Linked DNA regions of Homo sapiens: region 1 is linked to region 2. A link is an interaction called in ENCODE POLR2A ChIA-PET data of the cell type or tissue named here. Cell type or tissue: OCI-LY7. All regions are shown on one strand. Links, peaks and the distances in the headings refer to the core of each region. The heading gives the core; the rest is flanking DNA.

What was found. ChIA-PET counts read pairs that join two places held together with the same protein. Peaks named below come from ENCODE experiments on the same cell type or tissue, not always from the same donor. Only the 100,000 strongest peaks of a DNase experiment are listed, where the experiment ranks them.
Region 1: POLR2A ChIA-PET joins it to region 2 with 5 read pairs; 2 of 35 experiments call an interaction of 5 or more read pairs at or near these places.

The regions. Positions count from the first base shown.
Region 1 is chr6:118,416,356-118,421,739 of GRCh38, reverse strand. No RefSeq gene overlaps it. Among named protein-coding and RNA genes, the nearest start is that of PLN, 130 kb to the left of the region's middle. In OCI-LY7, for the core only: no CTCF peak of the experiment used is centred there; no DNase peak of the experiment used is centred there.
Region 2 is chr6:118,807,679-118,813,062 of GRCh38, reverse strand. No RefSeq gene overlaps it. Among named protein-coding and RNA genes, the nearest start is that of ASF1A, 84 kb to the left of the region's middle. In OCI-LY7, for the core only: CTCF peaks have their summits at 3,851 and 4,054; DNase peaks (open chromatin) are centred at 2,452 and 4,092.

The sequences.
Region 1 (5,384 bases), core at 166-5,165, 390 kb after region 2:
CTGGGGTCAGGGACCCATTTGAGGAGGGATTCTGTCAGTTATCAGAGCTCGAAAGCCATGCTGGGAGAACCACTGCTGTCTTCAGAGCTGTCAGGCAGGGACATTTAAGTCTGCAGAAGCTGTCTGCTGCCTTTTGTTCAGATATGCCCTGCCCCCAGAGGTGGAATCTATAGAGGCAGTAGGCCTTGCTGAGCTGCGGTGGGCTCCACCCAATTCAAGCTTCCCTGCCTCTTTGTTTACACTGTGAGCATAGAACCGCCTACTCAAGCCTCAGCAATGGTGGATACCCCTCCCCTCACTAAGCTCCAGCATCCCAGGTCAATCTCAGTCTGCTGCGCTGGCAGTGAGCAAGGCTCCATGGACGTGTGAACTGCCTAGCCAAGCATGGGAGGGAATCTCCTGGTCTGCCAGTTGTGAAGACCATGGTAAAAGCATGGTATTTGGGCAGGAGTGTACCATTCCTCCAAGTACAGTCACTCATGGCTTCCTTTGGCTAGCAAAGGGAAATCTCCCAACCCCTTGCACTTCCCAGGTGAAGTGATGCCCTGCCCTGCTTTGGCTCACCCTCCTTGGGATGCACCCACTGTCCAACCAGTCCCAATGAGATGAACCAGGTACCTCAGTTGGAAATGCAGAGATCACCCATCTTCTGTGTCAATTTCACTGGGAGTTGTAGACCGGAGCTGTTCCTATTTGGCCATCTTGGAAGTGACCTCTTTTTTCTTCTTTATTAGTCTGGCTAGTGGCCTAGCTATTTTGTTAATATTTTCAAAAAACCAGCTCCTGGATTCATTGATTTTTTGAAGGGTTTTCCATGTCTCTATCTCCTTCAGTTCTGCTCTGATCTTAGTTATTTATTTCTTCCGCTAGCTTTTGAATTTATTTGCTCTTTCTTCTCTAGTTCTTCTAATTGTGATGTACATATACTTTCTATTGTGGATGAGATAGCTTAGAAAAGAGAATTAAAGTGCAGTTCAGGCTTTGACAGAAGAAAATGGGTAGAAGGGAGAGTATTCCGGGCACCAAGATTTTCCCAGACATGAGGCAATAGAGGTCATGTATGCACTAACAGTTCAGTTTGGCAGGAGATGAAGAAATCAGGGTAGATTATGGAGTTCAGGTTACGTCTTGGAGAACGTTAACTCTAAACAAAGAATAGGAAATCACCGAACTTGTATAATCTTTAAATCCTCCCAAATTATTTTTTCTAAAGCCAAACTTTGTCTTACTTCCTTGGCTCATAGTTTGACAAAGGGAATTGCTTTTTTCTTCTCTGTGTAATTGGTTTCTCTTTTCTAATTACTCTTCCACACATCTACCAGCCATTTGAAACTCCACTTGGTCATGTTGCCTACTGCTTTGAAAATTCTGAGAATATAAAATAGAAGAAAAAGGCAAAGCTGCTTAGCCTGACATTTGATGCTCTCTACAATCTCACTCTGACTTTCCTGTTCAGTTTTATTCTCTGTGAAGTGCTCCAGATCTTTCTGCCCCTGCCTAGCTAGATAATTCACTGCTTTATGGTAGGTTAAGTGCATTTCTGTCTCATGGCCAGAAACCCAACTGTAATGCAATTTTCCTTCTCCCCAAATCCATGAGTCTCATCTTCCTTCTGCATCCAGCCCACATCCAGCTCCTCTAAGATTTCCCTAACCCAACCAGTGATAAACATCAGCTACTGTTCATTTCCCAATATCCTTTGCAGTTTTGTCAAACACTGATTCAGTGACTTACACATTCTTTGGTTCTGCTGAAATTCATAGGATGCCTGCTATGTGTCTGGTGCTAGGAAGATAAATGTCTCAGTCCCACCACTGTTGATAATTTAGTGAGGGAGATAGACAATCACAGTTACAATAGAATGTGAGAGATGCAATAATAGCAGTAAAACTGAGTAACTTGAAAGCACCTAGCACAAATTGGAAATAGAGAGGAAGGGGAGGGAGGGAGAGAGAGAGAGAGAGAAGGCTTCCTGGTAGCAGTGATTTTTCAGCTAAGCTTTAAAGGATGAGTTGTAGTAACAAAGTGATGCTGCAATGTGGGAAGGATCAGTATGTGAGAGAGTGGCTAATTTGAAGGAGCATAAAAGCTAACTCAGCAGATATTTGTTACTAATGATGCTTGTGGAAATGTCCATGCTTTTATGAACAATTTTTCTTCAGTTCAAGTGAGGGACAGGTGCATCATCTATCACTTTTTGTCACTAATCAGTTCCAGTTATGCCAAGCTGACAATTGGAAAAATGTTTTTAAAATCAGCAAATATTAAAATTATTCCAAGTAACAAGCTCTTTCAAAGGGCGACCTGTGTCTTTTCTTCACTAAACTACAGATGATTATGATGATGAGTTACTGCTGACTTTTTACCCCTCTTCAATCAATAACTGGAACCGTTATAAAAAAAAAAACACATTCATTCAGCAAATATTTATTGAGTGCTGTATCAGACTCCTTTTATGCACCACTGCAGGTCCTCTCCTCCTCACCTGTCTCTGTGTGTGCTCCTACCAGCTTCCTCCAGGGGCAACTATCCCACACTGAGCTACTTGCTCCTTTTCTGTTGACCACAAGGAAGGAGGTTCTGGGGGTCCCTGTACAGCACCCATGCATACACAGCTCAAAAAGGCAAGGGAGTACAAGGGAAATGGGGCTAGTGGATGAATTCTTCCCTCAGAGGACAGTCTTGAGGTGCAGTTTCTATGCTTAGCAGAAGATGATGTCTTGAGATGGGGCAAATATTTGCCCTTGGTATTCATCTTAAGGAATGGTTCTCCCTCTTGCTTCATAACCCCTTATCTTCATCCTCACTTTTGCTTCCCTGGCATTTCATTCACAGGCAAAGTAGTTGAACTTAAAACTCTTGTCTTCAGCTTTGCTTTCTGGGGATTCAAGGTTAAGACAAACACTTAACTATGTGCCAGGCACTGTTCTAGGCTCTCAGGATACAGGGAACAAAGACCACTGTGGTTTGTCTTCATAAGGAATGTGAAGATAAAAATCATGTCCTTTGTGTCTATGCAAACATTTTATTTTTAAAAAGACTTTTATCTACAATGTTCTCTGCTAAAGGAAGAAATGGTGTGGGAGGAGTATTAGGGTAGAACACTTAATAAGCTATATTTTATATAATTGGAGCGTAGGGCATATGGAGCTTTGTGATAAAGGATAAATAGAAAACAAAGAGAACAGGCGTCATAGAATAATCCTAGGTCCTATGGCCATAAGTTTTTCCCAGAATATATTGTATTTCTCACCTTTTATTTCAGTTGTAGATACTTCTTTCTGGATTCCCATGCCGAGCCTCAACTTCCGTTCCCTTAATTATCAATTATTTCTTTCTCATCTAATGCCTAAGTTTAAACAACTGATATGTGTTTCTATGAGGCTATGACCTTCTTTACAGATCTATGATCAACACATTAGGATGTCTGATCATTAGAGCATGTTTTGGGAAGACTGAGGATTCAGAGTTAAATCTCAAGATTAAACGTCTTTTTATATGTTTTTTAATACTTGGCGGCTTAGAGTTCACAGTTTCCATGCTAATGGCATTGTAAGTTTTTCTTTAAGCATGCGAAATGGCTAAAGAAGCAGATATTTTTTATTACTGAAGGCTTTGAAAATATGTTAAAGGGAAGATATTTTCATTTTTATTAGTCGTTTTATTTATTTATTTATTTATCTTTTCTTTTTTTCTTTTCTTTTTCCTTTTTTTTTTTTTTTTTTTTTTTTTGAGACAGAGTCTAACTCTGTCTCCACCCAGGCTGGAGTGCAGTGGCACAATCTTGACTCACTGCAACCTCTGCTTCCCAGGTTCAAGCGATTCTTGGGCCTCAGTCTTCTGAGTAGCTGGGACTACAGGCACGTACCACCACACCCGGCTAATTTTTGTATTTTTAGTACAGACGGGGTTTCACCATGTTGGCCAGGCTGGTCTCGAACTCCTGGCCTCATGTAATCTGCCTGCCTTGGCCTCCCAAAGTGCTGGGATTACAGGCATGAGCCACTGTGCCCGGCAATTTTAGCAGTCATTTTAAAACATTCCACAGTGAAGAGGAGGTGCCATTATTTTGGTATGCCTGAATGATCTTCTGAACCCGCACACCTATTCTGATCTCTAGAACATTTAAAAAACAACATCTCATCTGCCACCCCGGCTAGCTCTGCCCCAACTTTCTCCCCTCAAATTAGAATCTTTTCCACATCCTCCTTGTCAAGGCTCTGCCTGAATATGGCCAGTCATGTGAAATTCCACATAAGTGCCTCATTTGCCAAGGGATTTCATTGACCTGGGGTAGATGGATATGGTCCATTGGTCACTATAAGAAACACCATGGAAGTGTTGCTTAACTGGGCTGCTCTTAGTGGAAGCAGCCCCTGGTGATGGCTCCGAATAATCACCAGTACCATCTCATCATACACTTACAGAGGCAGGTGAAAAGTCAGGAGATAGGAGGTCTGCAATCAGACTTTGGAAATTTGTTCTCTGGCAAACATGGCATCAATATACTGAAAATGTGTATGGAGCATACAATAAACAATTGTTTCTTTCTTCTTCCTGGTTTCAGATTTTCTGAGTTTCAATGCCAGTTTTAAATTCTGGCTCCTGTCAAAAAAGTCAATCACTTTGCAAAGAGCAGTGCTTCCGCCTCTTAGAAAATAGTAGGAGGCTCTACTCATAAAGGGAAACATTTGAAAAGATTAAATTTTGGTTGCTACCTTAAAGTAGGATTTAGCATTTAATACAATAATTTTTGGCAAGAGTTTGGCTGATTTCTTCCCTGCCCAGGACTGTTACTGGCTGTTCTTGCTTTATTATTAGCCTCCTTTTTAAAAAGCAGCACCTCCACTCTTTTATGCATCAGTTAGAAGGCAGGGTCCCTACTCTTAGTTTCTTGAACTGAGCTGGAATTTGTAGTTTGATATAGGGAGAGTGTTTTCTGCACTTTTTTCTTTCTGGTAAGTATAAAAATGGAATGCAAATAAAAGTTAAAAGTGTTCACTGACTTTTAATACCACATGAACAGTTCTTGCAGAAGCACATTAGCTTTGTAAAAATTATCAGAGACTCTAATTGTCCCCTAAATGACATATTTTTGCATGATGCCAACTTCAGGGCAAACTTGCCTAACAGGCCACATTTTTTAGGGGTTGGGTTGGTTGGGCAATAGCTAATTTTCAATGAATAAGGGTTGCCTTTGGAGTTCGTAGGGGACTTTCACAGATATGAAAAAATGACACTTGTTTTCTACTTGGCTTGCATATTTGAGTGCATACACTTGGCCAGATGCTTAGAGGGAGTGATGAGTCTTAGGACCCTGGCCCCCAGTAATTGATCAGGGCTAAATCCTGTCATCAGGTCTCAATTGTTTCCAGATAGATGAT
Region 2 (5,384 bases), core at 197-5,196:
GAAACTTGGTATCTTTTGCAGTAATTATGTATTAGGTTTTGCATGGCTGACAGTACCTAACCTATTGGCATGTCATTAGGGTATTTTGATCTGTTATGTTATTTAAAATATTTGTATTCTTTATTGGGACTTTTGGTTTTAGAGGTTTCATTTTTAGTAATGAGAGATTTAATTTTCATAGTTACCTTGTCTCTTTAGGACACTGAGTAATTCATATTTTAAATTACATGTTGAATTGTCTTTCTTCCTTGGTCATTGTGTATGACTGCCAATGCCACCTTCTACCTGGTTATAATTTGTGCCCACCATGCATCCTATTATTTTGTGCTAATCAATCCACTTTCCATTTTAGTACCTTCTGTCAAGATTTGGCCAAATTACCACTTCCATATGTTTATTCTTTGGTACTTACCCAGATAGAAATAACTACATACCTAAATATTTTAAACAGACATAATTATTAGAAGAAATAAAATACCCAATACATATTGAATATCCCTTATCTGAAATGGTTAGGCCTGGAAATGTTTTGGATTTTGGATTTTTTTGGATTTTGGAATATTTGCACTATACCTATACTTACTGGTTGAGCATCCCAAATCTGAAAATCCAAAATCCAGAATGCCCCAGTGAGCATTTCCTTTGAGCATCATGTCAGTACTCACAAAGTTTTGGATTTGGGATTTTTCGATTAGGGATATTCAACCTGTATAAACATCCTTCTTACTAAAATGTTAAACTTCTATCACAGACTGTTATGTGTTATAACTGCCTCATTGTGCTTATATTTAATGCTCAGTCTCACAGCTTGGTCAGAGTCCCTTTATGTTGACCTGAATGTCCTTTCATCATTCTGATGCTTCTATAAAAGCATCCATGCTATCCGAAAACAACAGGATGTTCCATACCCATTTTGATTTCTTCATGCTCCATGTCATGGAGTCAGCTATCCCCAAGGTACTCTGTTTCCTTTGAAGGTCAGTAGTGTTAGAGACCAAACTCTAGGCCTCAGGGTCACCTGTTCAGGAGAGTCACTAATGGGCAAAAGTTCTTCCACTGCTGTTGGGTCAAGTTTAGTAGGTTCAGAGCTGGAAAGTGTTTTGATGTCCTGAGGTCATGTTTTATCCTGCTGTGTCCTACTTTTGTTATAGACGTGATTTCATGATGACTAAAACTTTCTCTTGTATGGTCTTTAATGTGTGTATCAAGGAAGCACATGGATTGTCTTGGGGGAATATGAACAGTCTCACAGGTCACATTTCTGTTCAATAAAGAGAGGTGTAAAAAATAACCTTTGGCCGGGTGCGGTGGCTCACACCTGTAATCCCTGCAGTTTGGGAAGCTGAGGTGGGTGGATCACTTGAGGTAAGGAGTTCAAGACCAGTCTGGCCAACATGGTGAAACCCCGTCTCTACTAAAAATACAAAAATTAGCTGGGTGTGGTGGTAGGCGCCTGTAATCCCAGCTACTCGGGAGGCTGAGGCAGGAGAATCACTTGAACCTGGGAGGCGGAGGTTGCAGTGAGCCAAGATCATGCCACTGCACTCCAGCCTGGGTGACAGAGTAAGACCCTGTCTCACAAACAAACAAACAAAAAACCTTTAATTCTGAATCAAGTTGCCAAAATATTTTGATTTCAGTCCCAGTGTACTTCTTGAAAACATTTTAATAATGTAAAATTATCTAAACACAATAAAAACTATACTTAATTTTATCTGTGAGAGGGCTAAACCAGAATTTAAATTCTATTGTAACTATATGAGATAATGGAATTTTCTGATACTGTAAAAGATTAATCTTCAGTGCATATGTAGTATTCTAAAATGTATAATAGGAATTTTATTGTAATTTTTGGTGTCTTATAGAAATATGAGCAAAACAAACATATTATTCTGATATCTTTAACTCTGTGGCTTAATGCAAATTTTAAACTTTTTTGAAGGTATACCAAAACATTAAACATTTATTCTTGGTTGACAAATTTTAATTCTAACAAACTTACACATTCTGTAGGCATACTTGATTTCTGTTCCTTCTCCATGTGCTAAACCTTCTGCTTAACGGGTGGAATGCTAGAGAAAATCCTAGGTTAACTCAGAGAGCTTGCCTTTAGCCAGTTCACAATATTTAGGAGTTCAGAAACTATCCAACCTTGAATTCTAGGTCACTAGAGACTTCCTGGGACCTGGTGAACCTTTCAGATGCAACTTACCAAACAACCAGTTTCCAAACCTATTAACATCACAATGTAGGAAGCTAAGCCAGTGCTTCTTCCTCAGTGTTCAAAACCATCCTCTGAGCTTGCTTTCCTTATTAACATTCAAGAAAGATAAAAGCGCCCTGGCTCACATTAGTACCCACTCCAATTGGGGTGTTCCTGTCAGTGTTCTGTCTTGCATGTGACATAGCCCCCCAGGTATACGGGGAGCCATTACCCACACACATCCTCTTCACTGTCACTCAGAGGACATGCACAGGAAGTGGTGGCAACCGCCCCTTATGACACACTCAGTAGTTCTTGTATCTGTTCCACTGCCACATCTCTTCCTTAAAGGCTTGAAAATGCATCTAAGGGTAATATTTGTAATAAAAGTGAACTTGACAGATATTAAACTAAATTTTAAAAAATTGTGTCTGTGAATAGTCCGGTGCAAGATACAGTTTAAGGGAGGAAATGGGATATACATACTGGGCCAGGACTTACCGAGAAATGAGTAATTTCTATATCTTGTGAATGCAAATTATTTTTAGGCCACTCTTCTTTATGTTTAGTTGGAATTGCAATTCCTTGGTAGAGGTGAACCGACAGAAAGCAAGCATTTGTATCAGGTGTGTTTTTATGTGGGAACAAACTTGGTTTAACTTACAGTTTTCATGATAAGCAAAACCAATGCTGGAATATTGCTTACTATTTTGAGATCTAACTTTTTCAGTGCTCAATAATACATAGAGTGCGAGGTGGGCAGATTACTTGAGGTCAGGAGTTCAACACCAGCCTGGCCAATATAGTGAAACCCCGCCTCTACTAAAAATACAATAATTAGTGGGGTGAGGTGGTACGCTTCTGTAGACCCAGCTACTTGGGAGGCTGAGGCAGGAAAATCGCTTGAACCCGGTAGGTGGAGGTTGCACTGAGCTGAGATTGTGTCACCGCTCTCCAGCCTGGATGACAGAGTGAGACTCCGTCTCAAATTTAAAAAAAAAAACAACATAGACTGGGTAATAGAACAAAACTAAGAACAAGGCAAATTGGGTTCTAGAACTAGCCAACAGTGTGGCTTCGCCGTCTTCAGCGGTCTTGTCCATAAAGGCTGAGGATCAGGCCTATCTATTACATATTGCTGAGTTACAGAAAAGGAAACCCTCAGAAGCTAGCTGAAATAAAGGCAAGTTTGCTGTAGGGATACAGCAGGGAGTCTCATTAAGGACAGGCAACAAAGTCTCACCAGGCCACATGGGCCCAGAACTGGAAAGTCAGGACTGAAACTGTTCCCTCAGCCTCTCCTGGATCCTCAAGGTCCCGTGTTGTTGCCTCTCTCAATGAGTGTGCTCCAGTTTCCTGTTCCTCCCAGCAGCCCCACGTTCTGTGCTCACTCAAGGCTTATCTGCTCCAGCTACCCTCTGGCTTTTGAACTACTTTGGGGCCTGGCTCCAGCTGTGACTTTCTCTGACCTTGCCAGATGATGCCCTACCTACATCTTTCTGATTCAAGCTTTTTAGTTCAGATTCTTGGTGGGTTCATCTTGGCTTGAAAGGGAGTAGAGGATGAGGAGAGTGGCCACCTGGTATAGACACAGCTGCTTGAGCTCTGGGTGGAGACAGTCTCAGAGAGTGTGGGGTGGGAGGCAGTGATTGGCCAGTCTACCGCATCTCTATCTCCCTGGAGCTTTTGGTTTAAGGTTCTATAATTATACCACTTCTATTGATTCTATTATAATTACTGAATTAAGAGAGCTTTAAGGCACTTGGGTCATCTTTCCCAAGGAGCTAGGTAAATTCCTGACCTGATAGCAGCTAGGTACCTTACAGGGATTGCAAACCACTTTTGGCTATACGAGAAGTGCAGCTTAGGCCACAGGCCACAGAGGGAGCTACTTATTGTGTCACTAGTTATCAAACTTCCGTTTTCCTGTGTATATATTGCTCACCATAACTACAGCATAGCTGTTAAAAATACTTAAATGAAAGTCAAAGTAGATGGGAGTATGTAAAGAGTATTACTCTGAAATATGTTTAGGAATAATCTCTGTGGTTAAGAGATACATATATTATTTTCCAGATTTTCAACTTTACAATTGCCAATAAAACAGGGACTAGATCCAATATGAGGAGAGGAAAATGCGAAAGTGTCTTAGGCCTGCTTTAATCCTGTTTAAAATTGTAGAGGAATGATAGTCAAGAATAATTTTAAACTGAGGAGTAATGCAATTTTGACCTCTAATGATCTTATTTAATCACTCTGGGAAATGAAGTTGCTTTTTCAGCAGGAGAATTAAAGCTATTTTGAGGGATCTTGCTGCCTTTGAGGGGACTCTGTGAATGGGGGAATGATGCTGTAGCCTGGGGCACAGTACATCCCTGGAGAGACTCCCTTGTTTGTAGACTTTGCCCCTAAGAACTAGTAACAGTGGAAAGAAAATTGTACAACGTGATCCATCCTGAATGAAAAGGTCCCTGCCAGACACTGTCCAGTTGTTTTTCTTCCCACTAATCATTACTTCTTCATAAAGGTTACAAAAGCAATGAAATTTTGATTTTAAGTACTTATTTGCCCCCAGTGAAATTTTAGTTACAACATAACAGTAATATCAATCATCATAAGATTAGTACTTAAGGTTTTCAAGACATATTTAATATATGACAACATTAATATTCACACAACTAGTACTATTTATAGATCAGGTGATACCCTATTTTACAAATGAGAGAAAAGCTCCAATGTTTAAATGATTTTTCTAAAAATGTCTTTTTACTTGAAAGAAGATGAAGTTCTGGAACATATGTTTCTTAACTCCTTCCCTCCTTATTGCTCCATTGAAAATAATATCTATTCATAAAGGGTAAAAGTTATCTATTTTGGTTGTTTGCTATGTGCTAGTTATTCGCCTAGCATTTTTCAAGTATTAACTCATTTAATCCTCACAACAATCTATGGCATAGGTAACATTATCCTCATTTTACAGATTAGGTAATTGCATCTTAGAGACACTAAATAGCTTGATCAAAGTTACATTACTAGCCAGTGATGTGACACCTATGTTAATTCATAAAGTGAGAGGAAAATATTACCTACAAGGAACTTCACTTTGCCCTGCTCTTCATCCACTTCCCACTGCCACACATCACCTCTGCTGCAGTCTGCACCATGTGTCCTGCCTTCTCCC